Linked DNA regions of Mus musculus: all the other regions are linked to region 4. Evidence: chromatin loops called from intact Hi-C (ENCODE). Cell type or tissue: left cerebral cortex. All regions are shown on one strand. Links, peaks and the distances in the headings refer to the core of each region. The heading gives the core; the rest is flanking DNA.

Region 1 (7,800 bases), core at 1,294-6,293, 97 kb before region 4:
TGAACGACACCATCTCTGCACCACTTCTGTGTTTCCAGATTGTTCCCTGTTGGCTAAGCCTGTGCAGGCTTCCAGAGCCTTAGAGGCGCTCTCCAGCCTGTTTTCTAGCACTGGTGTTTCTCCCTGTCTGGAAAACCCGGGCAGTGAGTGCTTCACAAGGTACCTGAGCTAGGTGCGCAGGTGACAATGCAGCTAGGAGTTCAGCGAAGGCGAGCTCCCTCCAGTGGCCCAGCCTGCTCCACACCTCATCCCGATTCAGCTCTGCAGGCAGCTGTTCTTCCCGGAACCCATTGCTGCGTGTGGTCCCTCTCATCACTTCATACATCCCTGCAAAGGAGAAATGTTGCCATGTCCTTTTTATAGAGGGGAGGGAGGGGGTACCAAAGGAGGAGCCTTCCTTTCTTCTTCCTGGAAGGTTTCCCAAAATCCTACCTTCATCCCGGAACCTGCCCTTTTGTTCTCTCTTCCCTTACAACTGGACGGTGCAGCTCCCTACCAATGCTGTTCACCCAGCTGATATAATTCCAGTCAGCCCTCTAGATACAGCCACAGATTCAACCCACAACGATGAGAAATGTTTGGAAAAAAAAAGAAAGAAAGAAAGAAAAGCACACCTCTTTAGGTCATGTGCAGATTTCCCTCATCACCACCCCACCAACGATGCAGGGTAACAGCTATTTAGATTTTATTAGGTATATCAGGTCATCTAGAGATGGTTAAAGATGCACAAGAAGATGTATTTAGGTTGTGTGCGGACACTCTTCCATTTTACATCAGGGGATGTGATCATCAGTGAGTTTCAATGGCCTCCTGTAGGCGAAGCTCTTGGAATTCCCAGAATGGCTGATTTACATCCTCATGTCTATTACTGAGACTTTTGAGTGGCTATGACATACCACAGGAAAGCAACCGATAGGTAGAAACATTTGTCTTGACTGTAGAGATCTCAGCCATATGGAAACCTGCCATCTGTAAGCCAGTTAAAGAATTTTTAAAACGTTTGAAAGGAGTGGCTGCATCACTGGGGAACGCTGTTTCTGGAATACTTAATAAACAAAAGCCGCAGGGCCAGGAGCAGTCACCTCCTTACAGCTGACGGCTTTGAATGGAAGAGGCCCTTCAAAGCAATGCAGGCACTTGCTGTTCTTGGTTCTCACCAGATAAGACCCTATCGATGGAGGTATTACCTGCTTTGGTTAAAAGATATAGAGAAATTAAGCAGAAAACGAGCAGGTCGGTTGTTCCACGCTGGCTAGCATTCTGAGTGACAGGGCAGCTTTGTAGCTGGCCAGGGGAGAGAACTCAACAGTCTCGGGAGAAGCTTGTGGACTACAGTAAGGATCTAAGCCAGTGTGGGTTACCAGGCAGATTACCCACTGGTGCGATAGTGGCCTGACACTTTGCAGGGATCACCGACTGCTTTTGCCACTACACAGGAGAGACTCAGACTTGCCACTGTAAATCTGGTCAAAGCCCACAGCTGTGGAGGACATAGTCCCCAAGGGGACCTACTTGCTGTTGCTTTGCTAAGTGGACAGTGTCTTAGTCAGGGTTTCTATTGCAGGGACAAAACACCATGACCAAAAAGCAAGTTGGGGCGGAAAGGGTTCTTTTGGCTCACACCTCTACATTGTAATTCATCATTGAAGGAAGTCGGTTCAGGAACTCAAACAGGGCAAGGAACCTGGAGGCAGGAGCTGCGGAGGGGTGCAGCTGGCCTTGAGGGCTGGCCAGTTGGAGTTAAGAACAGCCCAGATGAAACATAATAAGTAGTAACTCGGGGTTATTAATAGGAAATAGATTCTAATAGCCTAGAGGGTAGGTAAATGATCAACTCCTGTGCTGTTTAAGGCTTATTGTAAATATAAAGGCTCTGAGTGTCTTTTATCTGGGAACCTAACCAATGAAAGTCAGAATAGAAACCCCAGGAAAGGATTTAACCCATAGGCCCCAACGCCTGCCAACAATGGACCAAAGACCGAATCCACAAAGATCTAGTCCATAGTTCCAGAAAGTTCTTAAGTGCACTAACTTTGCCTTTTAGTTTCTGTAGTTCTGCTTCTTGCTAACTAAAGTGTGACAACCAAGACGTGGTTTTTTGTGCATAAAAGACCGAGGGCCATAAGGTTCAGAACTGTGTGATTTGGGCAAGTTCCTCATGTAGCCGCTGGCCAGCAATAGATTTTGCTTTTGGCTTTAAGAGTGTCTGCCTAATGGGCTTACCATGCAGTGTACTATCGGTGCCAGCAAGATCCCCAGAGACTAAGATGCTGGGACACTGGGGGCCCTCAGATCCCCTCTGGGGTGATACCATGAAAAATGGCAATTCCTAGGGGTTGCATGCCTGAGACCCTCCCATCCATGAACTTCAAGGGCCCTATGAATTTCCCCTGCTTTTAGTCCTACTGCCCCAGAGGCGCCTGAGGCCTCCACCCTAAAAAGGGAAACTACAGAAAGCTCCTCAGTGCCAACTCTTCTCCGTGTCATGGTTCAGCCGCAGGTACAGAGGCAATGTGTGTGCAGTCATGGTCCACTTGCCATAGGCTTACTCTTTCAGTTAGCCTCCAGAATTCTGGGAAATGTGTGAAGAGAAAGCAGTCACAGTTATCTTCAAAGGATCCCAAATATCCAGCAGGCTGAAAAAATTGCCAGCCTACCAAAGGGTTCCCACACCCAGCTGCTCTCAGGTGGGTATTCTCAGAGGAGCTACTCAAGTGGCACCTTGCCAAGCCCAGGAAATGTTACTTTTCTGAGTTTGTATCTTTTGGTATTCTGTTATTTATGCCTCAAATGCCTTTAGCCTACTTCTCCACATGCATCCATCAAAGTCCTCTCTCTCTCTCTCTCTCTCTCTCTCTCTCTCTCTCTCTCTCTCTCTCTAAATATTATTTATTTAATGTATATGAGTACACTGTAGCTGTCTTCAGACACACCAGAAGAGGGCATCGGATCCCATTACAGATGGTTGTGAGCCACCATGTGGTTGCTGGGAACTGAATTCAGGACCTCTGGAAGAACAGTCAGTGCTCTTAACTGCTGAGCCATCTCTCCAGCTCCCAGAGTCTGCAATTTTGAATGTCATTCTCTGTGAATCTTTTTCAAGCTCTCTACCCATAACCCCTAATATGTTGCACTGTCTCAGTGTGAACTCTCCCTTTTGCCCAGCATCTACATCATGTGGCAGAGACACTCACATAGCAATTGTTATTCTGTGAGATGCAACAGACGTCCTCTATGAAAGTACCCTGAGCCAGAGAAGGCATCTGAGCCCTTTGTGTCCTGAGCATCTTGCACAGTGCTAGGCAAAGTGTAGATGCCCTTGTTGTGTGCACGAATGAATGAATGAATGAATGAGTAAATGAATACAGTGTGCTGGCGTGTTTCTATGGAGGCTCCGTGGTGTAGACAGAATCTACTCAGGACTCTTCTCTCTATTCACCGGGGCCCAGCTGACTACACACTGGAGCCTCCCCGTTAGGAGGTTCTGGGCTCTTTATTGGCTTTCATTATTTTTTTTCTCCCTAAAACAATATGATCCTTCTTTAGTGCTTTCCAAAGCACACCAATCAGCATACTAATCACACTAAAGTGTCAACGGAACCTGCCAATTTCATACATTTGCATATTTTCTGTAGGGTTCCGCCTCCCCCTCCCCCTCCCTTTCATTAGCTATTCTTGGAAGAGCTGCTCAGCCTCCATATTGTTCAAACTGGCTTGATTTTGATTTCACTTTGTAAAGACAGATTTGCAGGATGATGAACGAGCTCCTGCCAATTTCATGCATTTCCGCTCTGTACATCGACACCTTATATTTATTCCATCTTCTCCTCCTGGCTCCAGATGGTGTGGCAACACAGCCTCGGGCAAAGACACAAAACTCACTCTCCCTCCCTCCTCCTCCTCACACTTTCAGCTCCGGCTCTCCCGTGCCAGGTTTGAACGGTGCACAGCCTCTGGCAAACGTTGCCTCGCCTGCAGATTGGGCTGCCGCTTAGGAACCTGGGAATGTGAAGCAAGACAATGGGGAATGTCACATGCCTTGGGCCTCGCCACTCCAGTCACTGCCCCTCACAGAAAACCACAGCTGAAAGAGTTTGATACATTCACAGATGTTCCCCCCCCACCACCCTTTTCCATTCAAGAAGCGGGCCACAAGTATCTCAAGAGAAGACTTAATAAAACAATGAAACAAAAGCCCCAGGCTCCTCGTGACAGATGAAAAAAAAAAAAAAAAAAAAAACCACCCAAAAAACAAAAAACAAAAAAAACCCAAAAAACAAACAAACAAAAACCTGGCAAGAGCATGTGCCCATCTTGACACTCTCTTGCCTTCTGTCTGAAATGTGACCAGGGAATCATACAGATGAAAGATGGCCAGAGACATATACCAGTGATCTTTTAGATATACCTGCCTCCCCATCCCCCCCCCTCACCCCCAGTTAAGTAGGGGCTGGAACAGACCCCAGAGCATGTGAATTAATTATGGGGGCATCTGAATGAGGACAGATCTGCTCCTGGCTTTCTCTGTGGGTCCAGGGCGGTGGAGAGCTTATACAGCCCCTAGGCGCCAGGCCCAGTGGAGTAGAAGCTGGAATAAGCCATGCACAGACAAGAGAATCAGAAACAAGGACTCAACATTTGGGATCAGAAATCTTCCTGTTTTTAGTGGGTGTGGTGGTACATATGGGAGGCTGAGGATTGTGTATTTGAGGCCAGTCAGGCTCCAAAAAATAAAAAAGGAAGCCACAATAGCAACAAAATAGAAAATTCCTCTTAAGTGTGAGACTGGACCAGGAAACAGGTTGGGCCTGGTGAGGATGTGGTTTGGCAGCAACGACACCCTTGACACTCACAATGTCACAGATTGGACGTGACATGCCCTCCAAACGCCCATAGACATTAAAGACGTTAATGAGCCCATGGCAACATTGGGAGGGGAGTTCATCTGGACTGACGGGTGCTTACTGTAAAGTTGTTAGGTCTCTGAGGGTATGCTGCAGAAGAGGGTTGTGGGAGTAAACTTGTCCTTCTTCTGTGGTATACGTGTGTGCGCGTGTGTGTATTTGTGAATGTTTCTGTGCATGTGGTGTGTGTGTATGTGTGTCCAAGCAATTAGGTAAATGACTTTGCTCTATCACATGTCCCCTGACAGAACATATTGTTTCTTCATAGGGCCAAAGCAACAGGGCCAACCAGTCATAGATGAAATCCTGTAAACCTATTAGCCAAATCAACCAGTTCTACTTCCAAGTTGATTACTCAGTCCCACAATGGCCAAGGACCCTTTGGAGTAGTGGGGAGTCAAGTGGACCTAGAAAAACCCAGAAACTAATAGTCCATCTCACATGATGCTACTTAAGAACCAGACATGGGTGGGAAAGCAAAGAAACCCTTGACTTGAGTGAGGAAACCCAGAACTGACTGAATCGTTCTGCTTTGAGATGAGACTCTTTAGAGTGGACTATAGATCAGAGGGTGCAGCTAGTTATGTTGGCTAGTGATGAGCCAAATAGAAGAGATATGCAGATGTGTTTGCAACTGGGGTAGGTAAACTCAGCATACCTTATAAAGCAAAACCACATGACTGACTTCAAAGTTCCTATGGATCCTAGACTCTTAGGTAGATCCTAGACCTTCCTATCTTTGACTCTGACCATCTTCTGTCTACACTGTTTCCTGTGTCACATTTCAGACAGAAGGCACCGGAGTGTCAGCATCATGAGTTCCTGCCGATAATCTTCATCTGCTACTAGGAGATTGGGCTTTTGTATTCCCTTAGAATACAAAGGTGAGAAAGGAAGATTAAAGGCTGAGGGGCCGGAGAGATGGCTCGGTGGTTAGAGCACCGGCTGCTCTTGAAGAGGTCCCTCATTCAGCTGTCAGCATCCACATGGTGGCTCACAGCTATCTTTAACTCTAGCTCCAGGGGATCCAGTGTTATTTTTTGCTTCCTGGGGCATGAGGCATGCATATGGTACACATACATACATTCATCCAAAACACTCATATGATGAAATAAAGTAAATAAAAAAAAATAAAGGCTGACTCCCATAACGGACCTGTTTTTAATTGCTGTGATAAAGTTACCATCTGGTAAGTTTAGTTACCTTTCCAACTTGCTGACAAACACCATGAGGCTTAGGGGAGGAGAGGGTTCATTTTATTTTATATTTCCAGGTCACAGTCCATCACTGAGGGAAGTCAGGGTGGTAGCTTAAGACAGGAACTGAAGGCAGGAGCCACTAGAGGAATGCTGCTTGCTGGGTTGCTCTCTGACTCACTCACAGGTCATTTTGTTCGCTCTCTCCCCCTCCCCCTCCCCCCTCCCCCTCCCCCTCTCTCTCTGTCTCTCTCAACAGGTTCTCTACATGGGCCTGGCTGTTCTGGAACTCCCTATGTAGATCAGGCTGACCTGCCTGTACCTTTCTAGTGCTGGGTTCAAAGGCGTGTGGTACCATGCCCAGCTTAACTAGCTTCTTTATATAACTCAGGCCCACCTGCCTTAAAGGGATTGCTCCTCCCACAGGGATGGCTCCTCCCACAGTGAGTTGAACCCTTCCACATCACTGGAAGTAATCAAGGCAGTCCCCCACAGACACACCCACAGGCCAATCTAATCTAGATAATATCTCGATTGAGATAGCTGTAGGCTGTATCTCATGTCACAGACTGTGTGTGACACATGTATTGTCACTTCATCCTTCATACTTTCCTGACTTTTAATGTCACGGATAAAATATCTAATATTATTTTGATGTGTCAGCCTTTTGATGGGATTTGATGGGCTTACTTTTACAGTTTGTAATATTGTTTCTTTGTTTAGTATTTTTGAAATCTTGATAGTAGCATATTGTAGAGAGGGTCTTCCTTGGTCATATATATTTGGTGTTCTAAAATATCTCTTCTTCTTCTTCTTCTTCTTCTTCTTCTTCTTCTTCTTCTTCTTCTTCTTCTTCTTCTTCTTCTTCTTCATTGATTGATTGATTTAATGTATATGAGTATACTGTAGCTGCCTTACAGAGGGTTGTGAGCCACCATGTGGTTGCTGGGAATTGAACTCAGGACCTCTTGAAGAGCAGTAAGCGCTCCCAATCACGCAGCCCCTTAAATTTGAGAAATTTTCTAGCATAATTTCACTGAATAGATTCTATATGTCTTTAGTTCTAAAAACTTTTGTTTTCAATTTGATGTCTTACTGACACAGTCTGGTCATTTGATCATACCCTAGTGTTCATTTGCGATTTTCTCCTTGTTGATGTTTGAGAGCTGTGTGTCCTCCTTGATGCTCATTCCTTCCCCACATGGCTGAGACTGTTGTTCTCATGTCGTCCACCAAGATGTTTATTTATATTTTTTTCATTGTCTTTTTTTTTCCTGAAATTTTCTTTCTCCTTTTAAAATATTATTGATTTGTTTTTATGTGTATGAGCGTTTTTCTACATGTATGTCTGTGTACCATGTGTGTGCCTGGTGCCTGCAGAGGCCAGAAGGCAGCACTGGGTCCTTTGGGATTGGAGTTACATACAGATGTGAGCTGTTCTGTGGGTCCTGGGACTTCAACCTGGGTCTTCTGGAAGGGTGCTGCCTATCTAACCACTGAGCCGTGTCTCCATCCTGCTGTCCCCAGTGTGTGCTGACTTCTTCATCCTCATTCCTGCATGTCTCATCCATTGTGGTGAGTTTCCCATCTATGTTGCTGACTTAAATTGAGTTAATGTTGTTTGTATCTATGAGGCTACTGGACACATTTACTCATGGATTTTGAAATCTTGTCTTTTACTTACTTCCCGTCTTTGGACT
Region 2 (7,800 bases), core at 1,795-6,794, 66 kb before region 4:
GCCATTCAAAATTAGCTTTGAAGCTGGATATTTGACTGTTAGGATATCTTACCACAACTAAACATTTCTTTCTCTGTTTCTACTCTTCTCCCTCTTCCTTTCTCTCAGACAGGATCTTTCCATGTTGCTCTGACTGACCTTAAACTTGCAATCCCCCTGCCTCAGCCTCCCAGGCACTGGAATTAAAGGTGTAAAGAAAACAAATGTCTAAGCCTTTCATGGGGGGTCCACAGGCAAGGGTCCACATGGATTTGATTGGATATTGCCCTTGTTCCCAGAATGGAGGAAGCGGCTTATCCCAAGGGACAGAGGCTTGATCCAGGAGCATTCCTGTCCTTTGTCCTCTGTCCTGTGTCCTCTGCAGTGTGACACAGCACCCAGGCAGCAGATCTGTTGTCTCTTTGTAAGGGGCTCTTCCCCTGTCAGGCTCCTTAGGTCCCTGGCTGCTGGGTAACTGAGAATGACTCTCAGAATAAGCTAGAGATGGAGTCAGCAGGTTCCTGTCACCAATTCAGTCTTTGCCTGCTAGAGGTCTTGCTTGAACTTGCCACTCTGCTGGGCACTAGAGAAAAGGCAGTCAGCTTGAAATGATTCTCTGGCTTGGCTAGTATTTGCCCTGATGAATGTTGGGTTCAAAGTTGGTTGTAGATGTGGCAGTGTTAACAAGGGGAGGAACTTTTGGCAAGTAGAGCCTAGTGTGAGGTCATTAGATGAGGCTGTCATCCATGGAAAGAATTTATGTGAGTCTTGAGGAGTGAGTTATTTCCAGTGAGAAATGGTCTTTAAGTAGCAAGGCTGTTCCCTCCATGGTTTCTGGCTTCTGTCTCACCGTGAAAACTCATCCTCCTTCAAGAGTTCCTTCCGTGATGCTATCCACCCTAGTGTGAAATAACCAAGGGAGGCCCTCACTGGAGGCTGAATGGGGGAGATTCCTTATTGTGGACTTTCAGCCCCTAAATACGAGCTAAGTAACTTTTCTATGTAAGCACTCAGCTTCAGGTATTTGATGTAGCAGCAGCAGCCGCAGCAGCAGCAGCAACAACAACAACGGAAATATATTAGCTATCTCTACTGAACTTTTAATATGTGCTAGGTTTCTACATACACTGTGACCTGGGTCCCCACAGATTTGTGAGATAGATGCTATCATTATGGCCACTTAGCAGACTTGGAATTATGAAGCAAGTTACCTGAAGCCTGGTAGCTGCCCCTGGGCAGATGAATATTATATTGGGTCAGGATGACTTTATGCCCAATATAGTGGTTTAATGAAAATGGCCCCATAGGCTTATATATTTGAATAATTGGCTCCCAGTGTTTGGAATTATCTGGGAAGGATTCGGAGGTGTGGCCTTATTGGGGAGGCGTGTCACTGGGTAGGTTTTTAGGTTTCAAGACTCACACCATTTCCATTGTGTATATCCACCTCTCTCTGCTTTGAGTTTGTGGATTGACATCCAACCTGTCCCTTCAGTTTCCCATCATGAGCCCTCATCCCCTGTAACTGTAAGCCAAATTAAATGCTTTCTTTCATAAGTCATCATGGTCATGATATTTTGTCACAGCACTAGAAGAGTAACTAAGATACCCAGCACCGTGGCACTCTCAGAAGGTGTCTGGAATCCCTTTGTCGAAGTGACCTCAGCCCTTTGGCCACGCAGCATTTGAATGAAAGATGACTATTTTCTAATCTATCACCTTGCAACAGGCGGCAGCAACAGTCCTAGCAAGTACAACAGCTACCGGCAAATAATTGACTTTTAAAGACAGAGTGGCTTAATATACTGACAGCTCAGTTTGCAGGTTTCCACCTCCCAATTGCTTTCTGGGGGAAATCTCTTTACAGAGAAGTGAACGCACCAGAGAAGTTAATGGACTCATTTGTCGCCATTGTTTGCAGGGAATGAACACATTTATCTGGTTGTCTTTTTCAAAGCACACCACAAAACACCAGAATCAAAGTATCACTAGATATCGTGGTACTGACACCTCTTCTCATTGAACAGCTGAGAAAACTGAGGCTCAGAGAAGTTCAGGAATCCCCACTGAACGACAGGAGGGGAATGGCCTTGGTCTTGGGTGTATGAGACCCTGGGAAACACGTCCAGATGGCTAGAACCCAGGACTTCTGGGTGCACCAGGGAGCCAGTGGGGACCATTTCCATGTCTTGAAGCCCTGAGCTGCAGGTCCGTGGCAAGTAGGGTAATAACCCCATTTTACAGATCAGGAAACGGTTGTCTAGAAGTCCCTTGTTCGGGTCATCAGCCACTCTGGGGGTGTACCAGCCAGCTCCGGCTGCAGCAATCAAGTTCCACTGCCTAAGTGTCTGAAAACAACAGAAATTTCTCATCCCATAGTCACAGAGACCAGACTTCCAAAATCAAGGTAGCAGTAGGATAGCTCCACTCAAAGTTGCTGGGCTTGTAGATTATCCTCCTCCTCTTTGTGCCCACGTGCTCTCTTGATGCATGGCACTGTGCGCAAAGTTGCTCTTATACCGGGACATTGGATTATTTCCCTGTGCTCAGAGGTGCCGTGGGTAGGATTCCACCTTACAGACTGAGAGGGAGCTGAGACTAGACACTTGTTGTGTGAAGCCCACAAGCCTAGGTCCTCCCCTCCCCCTCCCCCTCCCCTCGCTTCTCCTCCTTTCCCCTCCCCTCCCCTCCCCTCCCCTCCTTTCCCCTCTGCAGTGCTGACTAATCTGCTCCTCGGTCGCTCTCAGCGGAGGAGTCAGGAACAGTTTCTAGTTATTCTTACAAGAAGACAGGCTACCCAACCCTCCAATGTGGGGCATTCCACCCCAGCTACAGTGGTTCCAAAAGCTGTCTCCCATAAAAAGCCAACTACAGAGAAAGCAGCTGAAACAGGCAGAGGCAGTCCACACACCTGGGTTAGGCCAAAAGATCCAAACTCAATGGAAAGGCTGTTTGTCACCCGCTAAACTGACAAAAGGCATCGATGATGACACTGTGGGTACCAGGCATCCCGCACTGTTATTGGTGGAAGCATAAATAGGTTGAGGGGTGGCTTCCTGTCTGAGTCACAAGTGCCCCTTCTGCTCCCACATTTGTACACAGACACGAGAGTCCTGCTACAGCCTAAATGCTGAGATTTAATTGCTATCATTATAGTCATGATGGGGGAGGGGGTTGAAAAGGTGACTGGGCTACCCAGGGTGCAGTTGTCACCTTGGGAGCAGAGCACTTGTTCTTCAGAATATGAAAACCCTTACCAGATATCAGTACCACACCCTTGAGCCTCCAACATGGAGGGCTGAGTAAACTCTACTGAGCACAGGCCACACAGTTTACAGGGCTGAGCTCCGTGTAGAGATGAACTAAAGGTGAGTACAAGGTTCTGCGTGGCATCTGTGGACTCAGGCTGGAGTGCAGTGATGGAGTCCGGGTCCAGCATGGGAGGGGCCTGGGCCAAATCCCCAGCACAAGGGATGGGGGTTAGGGAGAGTGGGGTTGGGAGAGAAGAGTGGAGAGAAGAGAGGGAGAAGGAAGGGAGAAATGAGAGAAAAGAGAAGGAAAGAAAAAAGAGAGAAAGAGAAAAAGAAGAGTAGGGAGAGGGAAGAAATAATGAGAAATAAGGGAGGGGGGAGGGAGAAAGAGAAATTGTGCTAAGAGTCCTACATTTTAATACAAAAATTTAAAGAACAAGAACATTATTTATGAGCCAATATATATAAAAAAAATGATGGAACCAAAAACGCAAATAAACAGTACAAACCAGTCTCACCTGCGTAAGTACCTGATCTGCATTTACATGTTTGTGAGCAGAGCCTCGGTGGCTGGTCTGACAGATAACCTGGATGAGCAAGAAGTGGATGGGGGAGGAAAGGAAGCAGAAAAAGCAAGCTTGAGTCATCTTTCTGCAGGAATTGCATTTAAAAGATTACAATTACACAGGCAATTTCTACCGCAGGCTTCTTGTGCAGCTCATTCCTCAGGCGGAGCGTGAGCCTTTTAACACTTTCACAGATAAATTCAGTTAATTCTTCTTCTCATTAATGACTCCACATTAAACCTAGGCCTTCAGAGGAGGAGGGGGAGACCACAGCAGATACAGAGCACACGTGTCCCTGTCTCCTCCCTGGGCTCTGTGCCCACCAGAGCTTAGCTGCTTCTCCCCGTTGGCAAGGACAGTTGAATCAAAGACAGAAGATGGAGAAACAGAAAAACTCTCTACCCAAAGCAAGACATGTTTGTTCATAAAGGTGTCCCTCTCCTGTCCACCAAGAAGGGCAGAATTCATCTCTGGAGGCGACTATGGACCGTCCTCAATGTGGACAGTGGTGGAAGCTCACATAACTCCTTCTGGTACTTTCTGACTAGTCATCTTAAAGCCCTTTAAGATGCCTTACTCAGGCTTTGTTGCATAGATAGGCCTGCAGGCCCAGGGATTTGAAGAGGCTGAGGAAGGAAGATCACAAATTTAAGGGCAGCTCAAGCTCCAGAGCCAGTTCAAGGCCAGACAAGGTAACAACTTAGTGGGACCTTGTCTCAAACAGAAAAGTGTAAAGAGGGTGTGTGTGTGTGGGTGCTGGGGTGGTAGTGAGGTGGTGGAGGGCGGTGGAGGGTGATGGGGGTGTTGTGGAGGTGGCTGGGGGTGGTGGTGGTATAGTGGTAGGTGGTGGGGGTGGTAGCTCAGCCAATATGGTTCTTGCAGAGTACATGAGGACCTGGGCACACACCTCAGCATCCATTCACAGAATCCTGTACAGTAGTACACACTTGTGATCCCAGCACTGAGGTGAGACCATGGAGGTACCTGGGTTTGCCCATCTAGCTTAGCCTAACCAGGTGAGCCCCAGGCCAGGAGGAGACTCCATCTCAAACAACTGTGGGCAGCATGGAAGGAGGAGCCAAGCCCGAGTTTGTTCTATTTCCATGCAAATATACACATCGCCTATCAGCCTTGGTCATGCCATTTTGAAGTCTCTCCCTTTGGGTTAAGTGATGGCAATTTCCACCACAGAAGTCAGCACTGCAGACTTGGTTTCCTGGATCCTGCCCTGCCCCTGCATCCCTCTGATGATGGCTGATCAGGAGGGATGCTTATCCATCACCGGATGTTTGCTCATTTGCTGCTCACTGTTCTTTGGTCACTCCTGCCAGTGGCCAATCTGGAACTGGAAAGGACTAATAACAGCCTCCTTCCCAGCCTCTCCACCTTCTGCCCTGTAATTACTTTAGCTTGTAAGCAGACGTCAGACCCTGATTCTTATACCGATGCACTCTGTCTTCTCCCAGATTAAAAGCCTGCATTGTATTAAGTCGTTGGTTTCCGTGTCTGTCTCTCACCACAGATAAACATGCACAAAACAAAGAAGCAAAAGCGATCAAGCAAAACCTCAAGGTTTACCCCCACTTCCTCCAGCGAGGCTCTGCCTCCTAAAGGTTCTGCATCTTATCGAAACAGCACGCCATCTGGGAACCAAATGTTCAAACACACGAACCTGTCGGGGCATTTTGCACTCCAACCACACATCCCCAGATCCAGGGCCATGCTTCTTTGCCATCCGAGTTCACAGCTACATTCCATATTTCTAGTCCTCTATAGCAAACAGACCTTTACAGAGTATGTGTTGCCTGGTTTTGTGTTAACGTGACACAAGCTACAGTCATCAGAGAGAACAGAGACTCAATTGAGAAAATGCCTCAAGATTGGGCTATAGGCAAGCTTGTAGAACATTTTCTTAATTAGTGATTGATGGAGGAGGGCCCAGCCCATTGTGGGTGGGGACATTCCTGGGCAGGTGGTCCTGGGTTCTATAAGAAAGCAGGTTGAGCAAGCCATGGGGAGGAGGCAGTAAGCAGCACCCTCCTTGGCCTCTGTGTCAGCTGCTGCCTCTGGGTCCCTGCCCTGCTTGAGCTGTTGCTTTTGATGATGAATTTTAGATGGAACTGTGAGTGAAGTAAACCCTTTCCTCCCCAAATTGCCTTTGGTCGTGATGTTTCATCACAGAAATAGTCACCCTAACTAAGACTGAGGGTCTCATTGTAAAAGAGTTGGCACGACCAAGAAACCTCGTTTTTTAAAATATACTTAATTTCTCTATCTCTGTCTCTCTGTCTCTTTCACGGTCTTTCTCTGTCTGTTTGTTTCTGTCTCTCTCTGTCTCTGTTTCTGTCTGTCTGTCTCTGTCTCTGTCTCTGTCTGTCTGTCTGTTTCTGTCTCTCTCTGTCTCTGTCTGTTTCTGTCTCTCCGTCTCTGTCTGTTTCTGTCTCCCTGTCTGTTTGTTGGTCTCTGTTTCTCTGTCCTCCCCCTCCCCTGTAGATATGTGCATACCACACCACATGTGTGGATGTCAGAGAACAACTCTTGGAAGCCAGTTCTCTCCTTCTACTCTAGGCCTGATGCTTACTTTGTGAGATATTAAAGTGGCTGCAGTAAATGACCCAATGCCTCTTAGCTTGTCTTTCAACCAAGATACTGACTCCCGTTATTGGTGAGAGTTTCCACATAAGTTTTTGTTTTGTTTTGTTTTTTTGGTTTTTTGTTTGTTTGTTTGTTTGTTTTTTGAGACAGGGTTTCTCTGTGTAGCACTGGCTGTCCTGGAACTCACTCTGTAGACCAGGCTGGCCTCGAACTCAGAAATCCACCTGCCTCTGCCTCCCAAGTGCTGGGACTAAAGGCGTGCCCACCACGCCCAGCTCCACATAAGTTTTTTTTTTTTTTTTTTTTTTTTTTTTGTTTTTTTTGAGACAGGGTTTCTCTATGCAGCCCTGGCTGTCCTGGAACTCACTCTGTAGACCAGGCTGGCCTCGAACTCAGAAATCCGCCTGCCTCTGCCTCCCGAGTGCTGGGATTAAAGGCGTGCGCCACCACGCCCGGCTACCACATAAGTTTTTAATTGGTTCAGAGTTTTTAACTTTCTTCTTCTTCTTTAGTTCTAGTTTCCTCGAACAACTTTCCCCACACGTTTATTCTAAAGTGGTGTCCATCACTGATGGTGAAACATTTTCCTTGGAGGCAGTAGAAAAGATGGATTTTTTTTTTCTAATCCAACGTGTTAGCCTTGTTAGTGCTTGTCTGTGGTATTTTCTTAGTCTTCTTTGTTATTTCTCTTGGTATATTGTATTTATTCTCTGTGACCTCTTGGATGTGTTTATTTTCCTCTTTAGAACAAAATATTCCTTGCAGAATCGTCTGTAGGTCTGGTTTAGAGGCCATAAATTCCTTTGATCCATTTTTATGAGAAGTTCTCATTCCTCTTTGATTTGATTTTAATAGTTTTGCTGGGTGTAATATTCTGGGCTGGTGGTTGTGGTCTTTCAGAACTTGGAAAACACTTTTCCAGACTCTTGGCTTTAAATTTCCTGTTGAATAAACAGTTATTCTGGCGAGCCTGCCTTTATAAATGACGACTCTCTTCCAGCTTTCTTTATTCTATGTTTTTATTGTTTTAACTCTAATGTGATAGCGGGAGTTTCTTTTCTGGTTCTGTCTATTTGGTGTTCTCTAAGTCTCTTTTACCTGGACAGGGTATCTCTTTCTTTAGGTTTGGAACGTTTTCTTCTATGATGTTCTTGAAATTTTTTCCTATTCATTGGCATGGTATCCTTCTGCGCTGATAAATGGAGGCTATGTCTTTTCGTGGTGTTCCAGCGCTCTACCATGTACTGCCCATGTGAACCTCATTAGATGACCCAGTGCCTCTCACCTTGTCTCATCGGATACTGATTCCCATTATAGGTGAGGGTTTTATTTGGCTCATTGAGTTTTTAATTCTCTTCATTTCAGGTGACTCTTCAATAATTCTATTTTCTTTTTGTATTCTGTTTTCA
Region 3 (7,800 bases), core at 1,026-6,025, 57 kb before region 4:
AGTGTGTGTGGTGGGTCTCAAGAACCATCACTGGGCAGGGTTGCTCTTCTGTAGCAAGCCCCTGCCCCCACGATGTGACCTGGCCCCACATCTGTATGGTTTCTTAGGCTGTATCCCTTAACTGCAGGACAGATCATCAGGACAGAACATGAAGCAGATCATAGTCTTCAAATTTCCAAAGCCAAGACCCAAGTACAGAGAGAGAGAGAGAGAGAGAGAGAGAGAGAGAGAGAGAGAGAGAGAAGAAGAAGAAGAAGAAGAAGAAGAAGAAGAAGAAGAAGAAGAAGAAGAAGAAGAAAAAAGAAGAAGAAGAAGAAGAAGAAGAAGAAGAAGAAGAAGAAGAAGAAGAAGAAGAAGAAGAAGAAGGAGGAGGAGGAGGAGGAGGAGGAGGAGGAGGAGGAAGAGGAGGAGGGGGGAGGGAGGCAGGGAGGGAGGGGAAGAGGGAAAGGTGGATGGAGGGAGGGAGGGAGAGAGGGAAGGAGGGAGGGGGAGAGGAATTACCACAGTTAATCCAGCTGCCTCTGAACACATAGGAAAAAGAGAAGGAAGGGTGATATAGGTGACAATGTTGACTTCAAAGGCATCAGGCTGACACCCAGGCAGGAAGCTGAACCCAAAGCTCACCACACTAGAAGACCACCACTGCCTCCATCCTTGGGAGAGCATATGGTTCACTGGCAGTGCTGGGAGCCGAGTGGCTGTACTTGCTGTGTATGGCAGCATGGAGTGCCCGTCGCTGGCAGCCTCCTCTGCAACCACAGCTGTCCTGTGGCCTCAGGGTTTCTCAGCTCTTGAGTGACTTAACTGGGTGGGCTGCCACTCTTGAAGTCCTTATGGGTGGGGCCATGCTGGACAGGACAGAGGTTCTGGGAGACCCCAAAGGCTCTGCTTCTATGCCTTGGTGGGATGAAACAGGTGAGTTTTCCCTTCACACACCACCCCACTACATGGCAATTTCCTGATTGAATTTAAGGGCTTTGGTTTTATATCACAAATGGAGTTAAAGATGGGCAGTGGTGGCACATGCCTTTAATCCCAGCATTTAGGAGGTGGAGGCAGGTAGACCTCTGAGTTCAAGGTCTGCAGAGTGAGTTCCAGGACAGCCAGGGCTACACAGAGAAACAATTGGAGTTTAAAAATAATAAAACAAAACAGATCCACCCCCACCCCACCCCCAGATATGACTCTGAAGACTGATTAGAGCAGAGAGGACAACCGTGCTCCTTTAAATGACTGTAGAAGAACCCACACTATGGAAATACAAGTTTTATTTAGTGAGCCTGTGTGGATTTATAGTGCATTGTTTCTATGGCCACCGTTTTCTGATGCTATTACAGAGAATATCCCATGTGAGCACCGTGTATATATTGGAACCTTTACAGTGTGAGATACTTATACCAAGTTTAGATATTTCACCTTATTTAGAAAAGTGTCATTAGAGCCAGGAATGTGACACATACCTTTAATCCCAGCACTCAGGATGCAGAGGGCGGCAGAGCTCTGTGAGTTTGAGGCCAGCCTGGTCTCCATAGTTCCAGACCAGCCAAGGTTACATAGTGAGACTCTGTCTCAAAAAATAAGTGTCATTAGCTGGGCAAGGTGGTGTCTTAGTAATCTCATCATTCCAGAGGCTGAGGCAGGAGAATAGGGTTCCCAGGCAGCCTGTATCTTACCTTTACCATAATTCCCACGCTGTAAGTGATTTTACCTGGACCTGCAGGAGGGAATTGTCAAGGCTGGCTGACTTGTAGAGAATAGCTGAAGCAGGAATTGAACCCAAGGCCTATCCTCTCCCAATGCTAATAAATAGGTGCACAGTGGTCTAGATTGGTGGCAGCTACTGTTGCCATGGCAACGAATGGGTTTGGAGAAGCCAGCCATGCTGTATGGGTGTGTTTCCATCCTCAAAGGCTCCTCACTAGCTCAGTCTCATACCCTAGTGCCCACCACTGACTTGCTGAGAGCAACCTCTGTCCCCGGGGGCAGTAAACTGCCCGAGCGAGCGACAAATCAGTCTGCAGTCAAGGTTACCAAATAAAACAAACTGTCAAGCAGATGGCTCATGCTGCCCCATTCCAGAGCTATCAGGATGCAGCTGCAGAGGGGAAGCAGCCGAGAACACAGTCCCCACTATGAACACTAATAGCTCAGGCTTGCTCGGAAGTCTTTATTTAGAAGGAGAAAACCAAGGCTGATCTTGGGGGTTCTGTTCCATTTCTTTTTCCCTCTGAAGTTGGGAAGAGGATTCCTCTTTCCTCTGGGCTTAAGGGCAGGATTTAAATGGAGAGGGAAAGGTTCAGCCCGAGTTCAGCATTAATTGGCCAGCAGAGGGTGAATAATGATCTCCTTTGCACTCAGCAGGCAGGGCATGCCAGCCTTCCTTGAACCGTTCATGAATTCGCTGAAGTCCACAGTGACTTCTGCCACAATTCCTCCTCCTTTTCATGGGTGACAAGCCTCGCCTTGCCACTGTTTCTTAGAACACAGACCCCTGAGTGTTCCGGAAGGGCAGAAGCCATTCTGCATTCCTCCCCAGGCCTCGGACAAGGCCAAAGACAGAGTAGGAACTCCGTAATGGCTCAGGAACGGAGGCTACAGTTGCTGGTTGCTTTTTGGGGATGTTTTGAAACAAATTTCCCAGTGTGACCCAAGTTGGTCACTACCTTGCTGTGTAGCCAGAGATGAACACTTGATCTTTCTGCCACTACCTCCAAATTCTTGCCTGGCTTCATTTATTGCTTTCATGTGTTACATGTTACAGTGCACCTCTAGACTCTTGTCAGCTCCTTGTAGGCACCCCAGGTTCAAGAACTTTGAGAAATAAATTGGGGCAACAGACATGTCTATGTCATTCTGTCATAGCAGTGAAGCTGACTGAGGCAAGGATGGAGGAGGTGTGTAGCTACTCCCCTGGGAAGGGGAGAGCCAGGATTCTAAGTCAGGAGGTCCATTTAGATTATTCTGGATCTGGCTTTGACTACCTGGCAGGGAAACTGAGCAAGTCACAGAACCTCTCCAAAGTGCAGGTTTCTTGCCTCTGGTGTGGAGGGGAGGCCAGCAGATCTAAATACAACTTACAACCTGGTCAGGTTGTACAAACCTAGCTTGGTCCTGCCTCACATTAAGTCCTGGAGAACTGACAGTGGTTGTTACTCTCATTATACATCCTGGTGAATGTAGCCTTTCAGTTGGACACTGAAGGGTCCCCCAGGCCATGAGATTTGTCTGTCTGACTTACATCAGCTTTCAGCATCTCCTGATCCCCAAACTCATCCCAACCTGATCTCTCACAGCCTTGGGAGGATGCCAAACACACCCACTCTCCCACAGTGTTTTCACGAGTCTGAGCCTTGAGAAGTCTTTCCTCCCAAGTATGTGCTTGAACGGTGAGAGCTGGGTTGTTAGATGCAGAAAACTAGGGGGATGGGTCTAGAAGGATGGGGAGACTGTCCACACAAAGGAGGGGGGGAGGGGGACATGGAGGGAAGGAGGAAAGGAAGGAGGGAGGGAGGGAGAGAGAGAGAGAGAGAGAGAGAGAGAGAGAGAGAGAGAGAGAGAGAGAGAGAGAGAGGAAGAAGAAGAAGGAGGAGGAGGAGGAGGAGGAAGAAAGGAGGGAGAGAGGGAGATAGAGAGGGAGAGAGGGAGGGAGAGAGGGAGAGAGAGAAAGGAAGAGGAGGAGGAAGAAAGGAGAAGAGAGGAGAGGGGAGGGGAGGGGAGGAGAGCTAGGGCCAAATAGCCCCTTTCCTCTCTCCCATGACCCAGTTCCTTGTTTGGCAAGGGACACCTTATCAGGGAAAGCACATACTGACCAGAAAGACTTTCCTTCTGGGCTCTTTCCTTTGGCTTTGGTCAGATTGACAGACCCACTTAGATTCTCAGCCAGAATCCTAACACAGTTATCACACATGAGCATCCGTACTTGGCATGTTCCCCAACCATTCTAACTACTCAGCTTGTCATTTCCCCAGCCTCCAGTTTTGCTCAACCTGTGCCCTTTCCACCTCTCAATGAACTCTGGCTCAGCTTCAGCTCAGTTTGTTACTTACTGAGCATCTATGCAAACCTGGGCCTCAAGCTGTCGAGCTGAGTCCCTGCTCTCCGGGACTGCAAGCCCAGTGCAGAGTAGCCCAGCCATGTTTGCTTTAGCTCCTTTATGTATCATAAAGGCAGCTTACCTGCTCACCAGACAGTGGACCAGCCTCCCTTGCCTTGGAGAGCTACCATGGGTTAAGGTTGAACTTTGCCGACACAATGTCATATGCTGAAATATTAACTCCTTTGACCTAAACTATGACCTCATTTGGAAAGACAATCATCCTAAGTGTAACTGGTTAATATGAGATTGTGATGGAGTGTGGGTTCTAAACCAAATGGACTGGTGGCCTTATTATAAGGAGAAACAGTCAGACACACACAGAGGGAGAACATCACATGTGTCCAGATGAAGGCAGAAGTCAGGCTGATGTACCAGTAGTTTAAGAAGCAACAAAAAGGTTAATAGCACCAGAAGCTGTGAGAAAGGCTAGACTGGTCTCTGTCCACACACACACTGAAGGAAACAACCATGCCAACATTTTTGTTGTAATTCTAGACTCCAGAGCAGCGAGACAATGCATTTCTGTTGTCTTAACTGCTTGGTTTGGAGTGCTTGCATAGAGCAAGCTTCTATGCCGTGTGACTGCATTTGACCAAGGCAAGTGTACTGAAAGTGTTTTCTCTGCACAGCCCTGGTCCACGGCCCATGCCCTTTCATTCTGCTTAGACTTTCTGCCTTAGAATTGTCAACATCAAAGATGATTTGGACACCATGTGTTGGAGAGGCTACATGTCCCTCAGCCTGAGACTCTGCATGTCTGTGTGGAACAGAGCCACCCAACTCTGACACTGACTGGATTGACAGAGAGCTGGGATTCTATGTCATAAGCCCCTGAGGTTTAATGGCTGTCTGACTACTCTGTTGGAAGTGGCCAGCCCGCATTTCCTTGTGCGGCACCCTTCACGATGTTTTTGTTTACTTATCTGTTATTTTCCGCCTCTGCAATCAGATTATTTTAAGATGGAATGTTAGAGTCTAGCTGCTGCTTAGACAACAGTGCATAGTAGCCTGGCCTGGGTCACCAGAGCACTCCCCTGAGATCTAGCCCATGAGCCCACTAGCTAGCAGTTTTCCAGGGGCTAAGATCTCTCATCGTGGACAGTGAGTTACATCAAAAATGGTATTGGTGGTCACATAATCTGCTTCTTACTGCTTCCTCAGCCTCTTGTTTGGGAGTCAGAGATCCTGGCCACAGGCTTGTACTATGAAACCTCTTCCATCTTGTCTTAGTTTGGGTTTTACCTCTGTGAACAGACACCGTGACCAAGGCAACTCTTATAAGGACAACATTTAATTGGGACTGGCTTAGGTTCAGAAGTTCAATTATTTATTAATCCCAACAATGCATCTTGTAGCCTTGGTTGAGGCTTACCTCTCAGTAAGTTTCAGGAAAGCAAATAAGCAAGTCTGTTTTGCCAACTACCAGATGCCTAGAAAGTTCCTCACCAGGGCATCTGCAGAAAAGACTCTGCAGTAGGAGGTTGGGGAAGCAGACAGCTGTTACCCACTATGTAAAATGAGCAGGATGTCAGTAGATTTGGGAAAACAATGTCTTTGAAGGGAAGTAAAGGAGGGCAGAGAAACCTCAATGGGGTCTGAGAAGGGTTTTAAGGGAGACACAGAACAGAAAGACACACTGCAGGATGAAGACACAACTCAGATGGTGGCACAGAGAAACAGAGACCCTGAGTGCTGAGAACGAGGTGGGGACGGGTGGCTCCAGGCCAGGGGTAAGGTGCCTGTGGATTGAGGCTTGGCTCACACAGATCTGTTTTTACCACAGCCACTGTCCTTCGACTCTCTAGGTCCAAGAACCCACAGGAGAAGACACATTTTTTTAAAAAAATCTAATTCACACCCTCTAATGCCTTAGTATAACAGGGAAAACCGTCTGTCTCAGTATCAATATTGGCTTTCACCATAAAGAAAACCAAAGAGTCTGGGATTTAAAATAAAAAAAATGTTTTTCTTCTCTACTGCATATTTTAAAATATATGCAATAATAGTCTCTTCCACTAAGGTTTTGAATCTGTTGATATGACCCATAATCACCGAATCCCAATTTTGACATCTTCAAAGTGGGTATAACCACTGAAAGGATAGAAAATACAGCCCCAACTCCAGCCTCCTAAGAAGCCCTAAATACCACAAATTCCAGACCCTGCTCCCTGACAGTATATAGGTAAAAGGTCACATTTCTTGCTGTTCCAGGGTCCCCACTTTCTGTGAATACATGATCCTGGCCTAGTAAGATAACAGGAAATGATAAGCTAACCGATTATCTTGCTTCTGTAAACCGCTTGCACTGTAGAAGGAAAGATTACACACTGAAACTTCGTTTTGCTGACCCTGCCCAGGAACCTGTGCAAATGTGGACCTCCCAGGCTATAGGAAACTGATTGGCCCCCCAGAGTGTAGGCTTGATGATTTAAAATGATTGGCCTAGAAACTATGGAGTAGTACAAATCGATTGGCCCTGTGCGGGCTCTTGATGCTATGACATGATTGGTTTGTGAAGCGCGGGCTTTGTTGTAACCCCATAAAAGCTGTCCCAATTCCACACTCATGGTCCACAGTCCTCCACTCCTGCCGTGGTGTACAACTGTGGGCCCCAGAGCGCGTCTGGAATAAAAAGTCCTCTTGCAGTTTGCAACAAGACCGTTTCTGGTGAGTGATTTGGGATGTTGCCTCTCCTGAGTCAGAACGTGGGGGAGTCCTCACGTTGTGGGTCTTTCACCACCAACCTGTTAGCAGTTCCTCTAGGCTCCTCCCAACAGTTACCTAGCAACAGCCTGCTTCTCTTCCGGCCAGGTAAGAGCCAGGAGCTGGGCTGGGCTATAAGTACTGCTGAGCTCCTTTCTCTATCCATCTTACACACACACACACACACACACACACACACACACACACACACACACACACACACACACACACACCATTCATCCCCACATGTCCCCAGCCGACCTCTTCCTCTCTTCCTATCTCTTCTCTCTTTCTGTCTTCCTCTGTCCCCCTTCCTCTGTCTCTATCCCCTTTCCAGGTCCCTCCTCTGCTCTCTCTCTGTCTCCTATCCCCCAGTAAATGTCCTTTTATTCTAGGCCCATCCCATAGCTCAGTTGTTCAGGGATTGGATGCCTTGGCTGGGCCCACTGAGATGCTCCCTCCCACCACATTACTCCATGTTTTATAACACAACACTGTAGAGTGGACCTATGAAGCCCTTTGAGATAAGTATGTATGAAGGCATCCTAGCACACAGCATTGGATAAACCCAATGGGGGAAAGTTCTGGGCTCAGTGTCATCTGGACTGGGACCCTTCCTCGGATATCTTAGCCAGTTTGTGTCCTTTTAACCTGCCCTTGTTGTGGAGACCACTGCGTTAACCAAGGATCATTTTATGACCTTCCCCGAAGCTGCTCTCCAGCTGCCTCCTGGTGGATCCCTAGGAGATAGAACTAGGGTCTGCGTTCGATTCTGCTTTCCTACACCAGCCCATCTAGCCTCCACTCCAGCTTCTGTGCAATGGGCACAAGGTTCTTGCCTCCCTTTGCAGGGTGCTGTGGAGATCAGGAGAGTTGTGTCACTACACTTGGAGGAGCTTAGTTATTTAGAAAGGAAACTGGGCTAATGGAAATGGTGGGATCTTAAGAGCTTCAGTCAGAAGGCCTGCAAGGATCTGGGAGCCCAGTATGACACAGCTGCT
Region 4 (7,800 bases), core at 1,763-6,762:
ATTTTAGTTGCAAATCCGGTGACATTTGAATAAAGTCTATAGTTTTATTTTTAAAAATAATCTATGTGAAGAGCTTGCTCAACATTTTTTTCAGAATACGCGACTGTGAGGCAACATTTTAATTTTACCATTAAAAATTATATTTTGAAGCTGGGCAGTGGTGGCACACGCCTTTCATCCCAGCACTTGGGAGGCAGAGGCAGGTGGGTTTCTGAGTTCAAGGCCAGCCTGGTCTACAGAGTGAGTTCCAGGACACCCAGGGCTATACAGAGAAACCCTGTCTCGAAAAAAAAAAAAAAAAAGAAAAAAATTATATTTTGATACAACTAAATGCAAGAACTAAAATTGTGCATAGAGATGGGAAATGGGTCACCCCTGGTTCTGACAGTCTGTAAATGGGACCAGGGAAGGGACCACAGCTGCAAGCTTCCAAAACACTGACAGAAAGGAGCCAGTTTTATGTTATAGGGCCTTCAAGGCAGTTAACATGTTTGGCCCACAGCAGCCCTGCTGGAGAGTGAGGTGCTTATAAATAATTCCACTTTCCAATCAGGGAAACCCAAGCACAGTGATGGCTTAGCAGTAGGAGGGATTAGTTGTGGCTACTGCAGGTAAATTGTTGAGTATCCTCACCAAATGAGGCAAATGCAATGGTGATCCCGACGTGAAGGATAAGGCAGCTGCAGTGTAGAGAAGAGCTGGCAGATACAGGCTGCTTTCCCCACTCTCAGGGATACTACAGACCCCTTGCCCCATCTTGTGCAGGCTGAAACCCAGGATCCTCAGATGAAACACACTCAGACCATCCACAGACTCTAAGCACCGTCCTTTTGATTGAAAGCAGAGAAAGACAAAGAAAGAGGAGACGCAGGAGACGCAGAGGGAGAAGCAGCAGGTTTCCAGAGGGCAACCTGGCCAGTGGAGGGCAACTGTGACCAGTTGAGCTCCTGGGTCTGTGTTCCCTGAGAGGAGACGATCCTTTCTGATGGATGAAAGGACAGGAGAGGGGCTTGGGGGGGGGGTAAATGCTGTGTTATGCTAGACTGAGTCTGATGATGGCATTGACGTTGCCAAGGAAACCAGCCTTTTCTCTCACTACTCACACCTGCTAGTTTTTTGGGCTTCTTGGGAAAAAGAAGATGAGGAGTTTATCTCTGCTTCTCCTGAGTCCCCAGTCAGATTAGGCGGGGGTGGGGGTGGGGGTGGGGGCGGGGGATGAACTGATCACAGCAGTTGGCAGTTCGGAAGAGGTGGTCTCTCAATTTTCCTGAATAATAACATGTCTCCTTAAAATAACTCTGCTGTGGTTGCCTGCTGGGATCCCGCTCTAGCACCACCATCGCCTCCCCCTGACAGGCAGCAATTATCTATTTATCCCATTCCTCTGTCCTCCAGCCTCAACTGTGAGCCTCAGGGAGCCAGGCAGTTGCCCTCTAGGCGGAGGCTTTGCATGCAGAGGATAGGGAAGAGATCTCAGGAGCTGGCTTAGGAGGATGCATTGTACCTCCCTCCTGAATTCCTCCCTGAAGCAGGAACCTGTCCTTCACTACCCAGTTCTCAGATTGACACCCACACTGAGACACCCAACCCGCTCCCAGAGACCTCACATTACCGTTCTGCACAGCGGAGGTCCCTCTCAGAAGAATTCCTGATGTTGGTAAATAGATTAAAAGGTATGCAAAGGACACAGAGGGAGTTTGTTCCACTAGCCTAGGCCCTGGCTTTATGACATTGCTGGCCCAGCAGGGCCCTGTGAAGAGGCGCTTTTCTTGACTAAACCTTTGGTTAAAGGCTTCTTCTCACCGGTAGCCACTCCCTGCTCATGCAGGCGATTGTGTCCCCTTTATTCTGATGAGAAAATTATAACTCCACCAGGAATAGCATTAGGGTCACTCCTAGTAATCAGGGCTGCCATTGTCCCCGCTCCTCCTACCGTTATATGCATTATATAGGGTCTGTCAAGGTGGATAAAGGAAAACTGTTGTTTTCTTTTTCTTCTTCCTCTTTCTTTCTTTCTTTCTTTCTTTCTTTCTTTCTTTCTTTCTTTCTTTCTTTCTTTCTTTCTCTCTCTCTCTCTCTCTCTCTCTCTCTCTCTTTCTTTCTTTCTTGCAATAGAGTTGCAAATTCATTTACAACAGAACGTTTGAACACGTGCTTGTTAAGTTTTTAGTTGACTCTGTGTAACTGAATAATGTGTCTGGTGTTTACATGTTGCCTACATAGATTCATGGCCTCTGTGAGTGGGATGCCAGCTCACAGTCCTGACTGGGCCTCACTGTTTCAAAAGATAGGCTGACTGGCCAGAACTCTGGAGTGTGAAGGGTTGTCTCTGTTGTGTTTATAAAAAGATCAAGAGAGAAAGAATTGTAGTCAGGTGTGGGGGAAGGAGGTGCCTTCCTGGGCCCATGCTGAGGCATCCCTTCCCTCTGAGGGACCAGCCACAAGATGGTATAGTATAGAATAGAGTTTATTCAAGGCATGGGGAGGGGAGTTAAGAAGGTAGTAGAGACAGAAAAAGGCACACAGAGAGAGAGAGAGAAAGGGAAGGGAAGAGGAGGGGAGGGGAGGAGAGAGAAGAGAAGAGAAGAGAAGAGAAGAGAAGAGAAGAGAAGAGAAGAGAAGAGAAGAGAAGAGAAGAGAAGAGAAGAGAAGAGAAGAGAAGAGAAGAGAAGAGAAGTAGAGGCCAGCCATGACCATAAGGAGAGAGAGGGAGCAAACAGCTTCTTCTTTTTTTTTTTTTTTTTCGTTTTTGGATTTTGGAGACACAGTTTTTCTACGTAGCCCTGGCTGTTCTGGAACACACTCTGTATACCTGGCCGGTCTGGAACTCAGAAATCTGCCTGCCTCTGTCTCCCAAGTGCTGGGATTAAAGGCCTGCACCACCACTGCCCAGCAAGCAGCCTCTTTTACAGTTAGTCAGGCACACCTGGCTGTTGCCAGGTAACTGTGGGGCGGAGCTTAGACAAAATGCCAACAGTCTCTGCTCTTCCATTAGCAGTTTGCACAGCACCCGAGGGCAAGGGCTGAGGGCAAGGGCTGTGCTGTCTTCTTTCTCTCTTCCAGCCACGCATGTGGGTCAGAACCCCCAGTTCAGCAATCAGGGTAGATTGCCTGTTTCCAACTGTATCCAGTCAGTCCTGATCTCCTCCCCAAACAGCTTGCCATCCCAGGCAGGAAGATGTGTGGGCACAAACCACAACCCCAGAGCACAGTGCAGAGATGTGCGGCTGTTGCTGATGGAACAGTTAAGACGGGACCCAAATGCGTGGGTTGCAATCACAGCTCTGCCGCTTTGCCACATCACCTCAAACACAGCTTCACTGATGTTTGTGCACTTGAGACGGAAGTGGTAGTGACAGTCGATGGCAGTGATATCGAAGGTAGGGGTGGCTCCCTCTTGGAACTGGTGAGCGCTTAGCACTTGGCATACCAAAGGGCATTTGCTATTCTTAGCATTGAACACTGGGACTGAATTCAGGCTAAGAATAAGCAAGTTCGCGTCTGTGAAAACTGCAGTTTGATGTTCTGGGAAGTGGGCTGTGATTGTGCCCATGCTGTTTGGGGTCTGACACACAACGGAAAGGGGTCATGGGATCGCTCAACCTAGATTTAACCCAAGTTTCTCTAGCAGAGCCCATGGGCACCTCTTCATGCACCTTGGCTTCAAGCTTTCAGTTGTTCAGTGATGCCAATGACCACCGCCTAAAGCATGCTAAAACAGCAGACCCAGTGCTGGCTCCCTGCTTCCTCCCTGAGCCGCTGGCTAGCGAGACAGCAGAGCCTTCAGCAGACAGACCCTCTTTTGCCACTGACTATTTCTGTATCTAATTTTGTCTCTAAGCTTCAGGGCAGTGACTGTATGCAATGGTTTAAATCTGTCCCTCCCAAAAGTATGTGTTAGAAACTTGATCCCTATCACAACACTATTGAAAGTGAGGCTTAGTGGGAGATTTTCAGGCCATGAGGACTCTAGCCTCATGGACAGATTAATGCTGAATATAAACGGGCTTGCTGCTTGAGGTGGAGTCTTTGCTCTCTTACACCCCCTCTTTGCCTCCCTAGAAGGTGTCACTACCTTGATACTGAACTCCTAGCAACCAGGCCTGTGAGAAAGAAGATTCATTTCTATTCATAGCGCTCTGTGTATATGCTCTTGTACCAACACAAAGTGGACAGAAATACTCCTTATTTAAATTCTCACCATACCAGGCTCTCAGCATCATGTCAGGACTACACCCTCCTGTCAGGGAAGCAGCATGGTGTGAAGTCCTGGCATCATGTCAGGACTGCAGGATAATGTTTTATTTCAGAGTCTCAGAATAATGGGAGGAGCTTAGTCATATGTCAGGACTTCAATCTCTTACCATGTTCTCCCCAACCCCCCCCCCCCCCAGCGTCTAACCAGCTTTTGAGTGTCATGTCAAGGTCTCAACACGTCAGGAAGTCAGGGACTCAGCCTTCAAGCCTTCAGGATCACATCAGCACCCAGCCCTTAGCATCATGGCAAGCATCATGGCAGAATCACACCAGGCATTCAGTAAGGTCAGGACCTCAGGACCACTTCATGCCCTCCACATCACGAGGGACCTCAGTTCATGTTAGAATCTTGGGTTCATGTCATATCCTCCAAACCATGTCAGGACGTCTGTGATATCATGTCAAACCTGAGTATCGTGACAGGGCCTTGGCATTATGTGAGACCTTAGCAATATATCAGGCAATCTGAATCAGGCCAGGACCTCATAATTATGCCATTATCTCTGCATCATGTGAGGTCCTAAGCATCACAAGATGTCCTCACTAGGATGGGACCTCAGCAACATTTCTGGATGTGAGCACATTGTCAGATCCTTAGCAACAAGTCCTGACCTCAGCATCTGCATTATCACATGAGTTCCTGAGCATTATGGAATGAAACCAACATTATTCATTCCCTCTGCATCTGCTATTTCTTCAGTATCATGTAACATCTCATGTCACCTCACGAACATCTCATGTCATGTCAGTACCAGATTCATCTATCAGAACCACAGGATTCATCTATCACCACCAGAACCTCAGCATTGTGTCTGTCACTCGGATTACATTAGGTCCTCAGCCTCATGTAATGCCCTCAGAAAAATAGCACGAGTCTAATGTCATGTCAGAGCCTATTTAGCATACCATGCCCTAAGTGTCATGGCAGGGGGGTCAGCATCAGAGGAGGTCTTCAGCCTTGTGTCCAGACCTTGACATCTTGTCAGTACCTGCATCATGAATGGATCTCCAGTATCATGTTATGTCTTCTCTGTCATGTCTGGACCTCTGTGTCATGTTAGACATTCAATATTGTCATGTTTAGAGCTCAGCGCCATGTCAGGACCTTGTTTTAATATCCTACGAGGACTTCAGAATAGCGCTGTGACTTCAGCATCATGTTGGGACCTCAATGTCACATGCCACTCAGCATCAAGGCAGGCCTGCAAGCAGCATTTTAGAAACTGAATATCATATGCAGGTGCTCAGCACCAGCTGAGAACCACAATATGTGATCAGGTAGTAAAATACAGGGTCACCATGGTGGTCCCTTAACCGGCATGTCAGTGCCTTGCTATGATGTCAGGACCATGACGCAGGGCCAGCATTATGTAAGGCCCTTAGTTAGCATCCTGTCTGTCAGACCTTCTGCACCATGAGGATCTCAGCATCTTATCAAATGCTCAGCATCATGTAATGCCCACGGTATTATGTCAGGCCTTCTGAATCAATCATAACAGCAGCAGCATATCATAACCTCAGCATTGCAGGCCTCTTGGTATAACATACTTCATGTCATATCATGATACTTCATATATCATATCATAGGGTCCTTCGGCATCCTATTAGCTCCTTAGTGGCATATCTTGACCTCTTTACCACATGAGGCTCTGGTGTCACGTGACATTCTCAGGATCATGAGTAGTCCTTAAGATTTTGTAGGGCTTCAGGATCTTGCCCAGGGCTCCGCATCGTGCCAGGACTTTAGCAGTGTATCAGGCTATACTTACTTTAAGATAGAGACCCCCCCCCACACACACTATCCCAGTTTCTCCTCCCACGTCATAGGGCACTCTGCTCCTGGACTTACCAATCCCACCTCCTGTGCCCCTAGCATTCCCATGAGGTTCACTGAGCAGAAGGTCAAGCCGTCAAGGACAGATGGACAGACAGTCAGGACACTCAGACACATCTATGTTTATTTTTTTTTCCTGTCAGAAAATTTCAAGAATTACACCAAAAAATACTTCAGCCTCTGCTACCTACTGACAAAAATACACCACAAAATTATAAAGCGCTCTGTGGTTTTGCTAGGGAAGATTTGTTGATCCGTTTCAGATGACAAATGAATTTACAGGTGACTCAAGGTGATGGGAAGATGGGGGGAGGGAGGAGAAATCAGATGAGAGTATCTGGCAGGATGGTTTGAGATATACTATTCCTATTACCCAGCTGCTGTGTACAATAATTTCAGCAATATAGCAAGCCACAAAAAAATACCCTTAAACGGCCTATGCAGACCAAATGGGCAATTCCCCTGGCCAGTTCTCATTCTCTTGGACCTGGGGCCAGCACCTCCAAGAAAAGGGATTTCCTGGAATGCTCGCGAGAAGCAGGAGGCCCTTGCTAAAGTGCCAGTGAGAAGCCTAAGGATGTTGGCCACACCTCCCTGTCAGGTGCTTCTAGAACCTAGCTGGGAAGTCTGGACAACTCTGTCAACACAACACAGTGAGCAAACAGTCACCTTCTCCAGCTTCTTTTAGGAATGAGCACTGCCTGCCCAATCTTCAAGTTTCTTCCCGGCTGTCAGATTTCAACTAACTAGAATTCAATTGTCATTCCTGCTGTCATTAGCGCTTTGGGGAAAAAGCAAAACCCGGGTGAAACCGGGTGCCTATGCTTTTAGCTGGGTCCAGAGCGGCCCGCCTGACCTCTCTTCCTTTCTCTCCCTTCCCACCCCTGCCATCTTGAAAACACGGGCAGCATCTAGGGATACACCTAGAAAAACAAAAGAAAGACAACATCTATCCACGCCTGTGTTTGCTGAGGCACAACAGCCGCCCTGTGAGCATCGGAGCCTAGGTCCCCATGGGCTGCCCAGGGCTGAGCGTGGATGCCTCCCCCATGAGTTTGTGCAAATCTTGCAAGCTCACCATTGAGTGGTACTCTGTGCATTCCTAGTTGAGAAATGCCAACATCACCTTCCTCTCCAAATCAGCCTTGCCTGCCATCGCTGTGCTTCTCTCCTGCAGACCACAGGCAAACTGAACAGCCCACCCTTCGCCACGCAGTACTCGGACGCCCACACAGAAGCCATGGGGCCTTATCTAAGAAGTCCCAGACAGACTCTGCTCTTTACTGCCCTGCTGTGTCTTCCACGTGGAGCCCGTTTCATGCTTTTTAAATTCATTTTATCCGGCTCCCCTTTCTGTCTCTAAATTATCCTAACAAAGAATAAGCGGCGGCTTTGAAAATATCTTACATGGGAACAATCAACGCGAAACATGCCTTTGTACACGAGCCTGACTTGGGTACGAAGCAACAATACAAAAGAACAAAAGGAAAGATCGATTCAGACAACTCCAGTGCACAATATTTTTGGGGAGTGCTCCCCAGACCCCATCCTGCCCCGCCCCCACCCCGTACCCTAGCAGTACAGTATTGTCTTGTAGCTCCAGCCTTGCTTAACTAGTGGGGAGGGGGGTTTCCCTCTCCACCCACCCACCCCCATCCCAGCTGGGGCAGACCTCTAATGGCCCTGCGTCTTGGGTGGCTTGGGCTCAT

What was found. Peaks named below come from ENCODE experiments on the same cell type or tissue, not always from the same donor. Only the 100,000 strongest peaks of a DNase experiment are listed, where the experiment ranks them.
Region 1: it touches region 4 in a loop (2.3-fold over the local background); 4 of 42 quality-filtered maps call a loop at or near these places.
Region 2: a loop joins it to region 4, with 3 times the contacts of the local background. A loop is called at or near these places in 3 of 42 quality-filtered maps.
Region 3: it touches region 4 in a loop (2.4-fold over the local background); 3 of 42 quality-filtered maps call a loop at or near these places.

What each region holds. Positions count from the first base shown.
Region 1 is chr11:32,154,075-32,161,874 of GRCm38, reverse strand. Gm40823 (a long non-coding RNA gene) reads right to left here and starts at 564. Exons shown (of 4, transcript XR_872353.2): 1 at 433-564; 2 at 164-327. In left cerebral cortex, for the core only: no CTCF peak of the experiment used is centred there; a DNase peak (open chromatin) is centred at 3,824; H3K4me3 peaks cover 234 bases; H3K27ac peaks cover 506 bases.
Region 2 is chr11:32,123,767-32,131,566 of GRCm38, reverse strand. It overlaps Gm39676 (a long non-coding RNA gene), which reads left to right. Exons shown (of 3, transcript XR_872349.2): 2 at 4,396-4,488; 3 at 4,679-6,490. It overlaps Gm51888 (a long non-coding RNA gene), which reads right to left and starts at 4,289. Exons shown (of 3, transcript XR_003949656.1): 1 at 3,749-4,289; 2 at 2,891-2,994; 3 at 1-2,327. In left cerebral cortex, for the core only: no CTCF peak of the experiment used is centred there; DNase peaks (open chromatin) are centred at 2,466, 2,801 and 3,943; H3K27ac peaks cover 1,981 bases.
Region 3 is chr11:32,113,627-32,121,426 of GRCm38, reverse strand. No RefSeq gene overlaps it. Among named protein-coding and RNA genes, the nearest start is that of Gm51888, 9.8 kb to the left of the region's middle. In left cerebral cortex, for the core only: no CTCF peak of the experiment used is centred there; DNase peaks (open chromatin) are centred at 1,884, 2,077 and 3,310; H3K27ac peaks cover 749 bases.
Region 4 is chr11:32,057,600-32,065,399 of GRCm38, reverse strand. It overlaps Nsg2 (neuron specific gene family member 2), which reads right to left. Exons shown (of 5, transcript NM_008741.4): 5 at 6,189-7,800. The coding sequence ends at 7,766. Among named protein-coding and RNA genes, the nearest start is that of Gm12108, 40 kb to the left of the region's middle. In left cerebral cortex, for the core only: no CTCF peak of the experiment used is centred there; DNase peaks (open chromatin) are centred at 3,294 and 4,169; H3K27ac peaks cover 1,392 bases.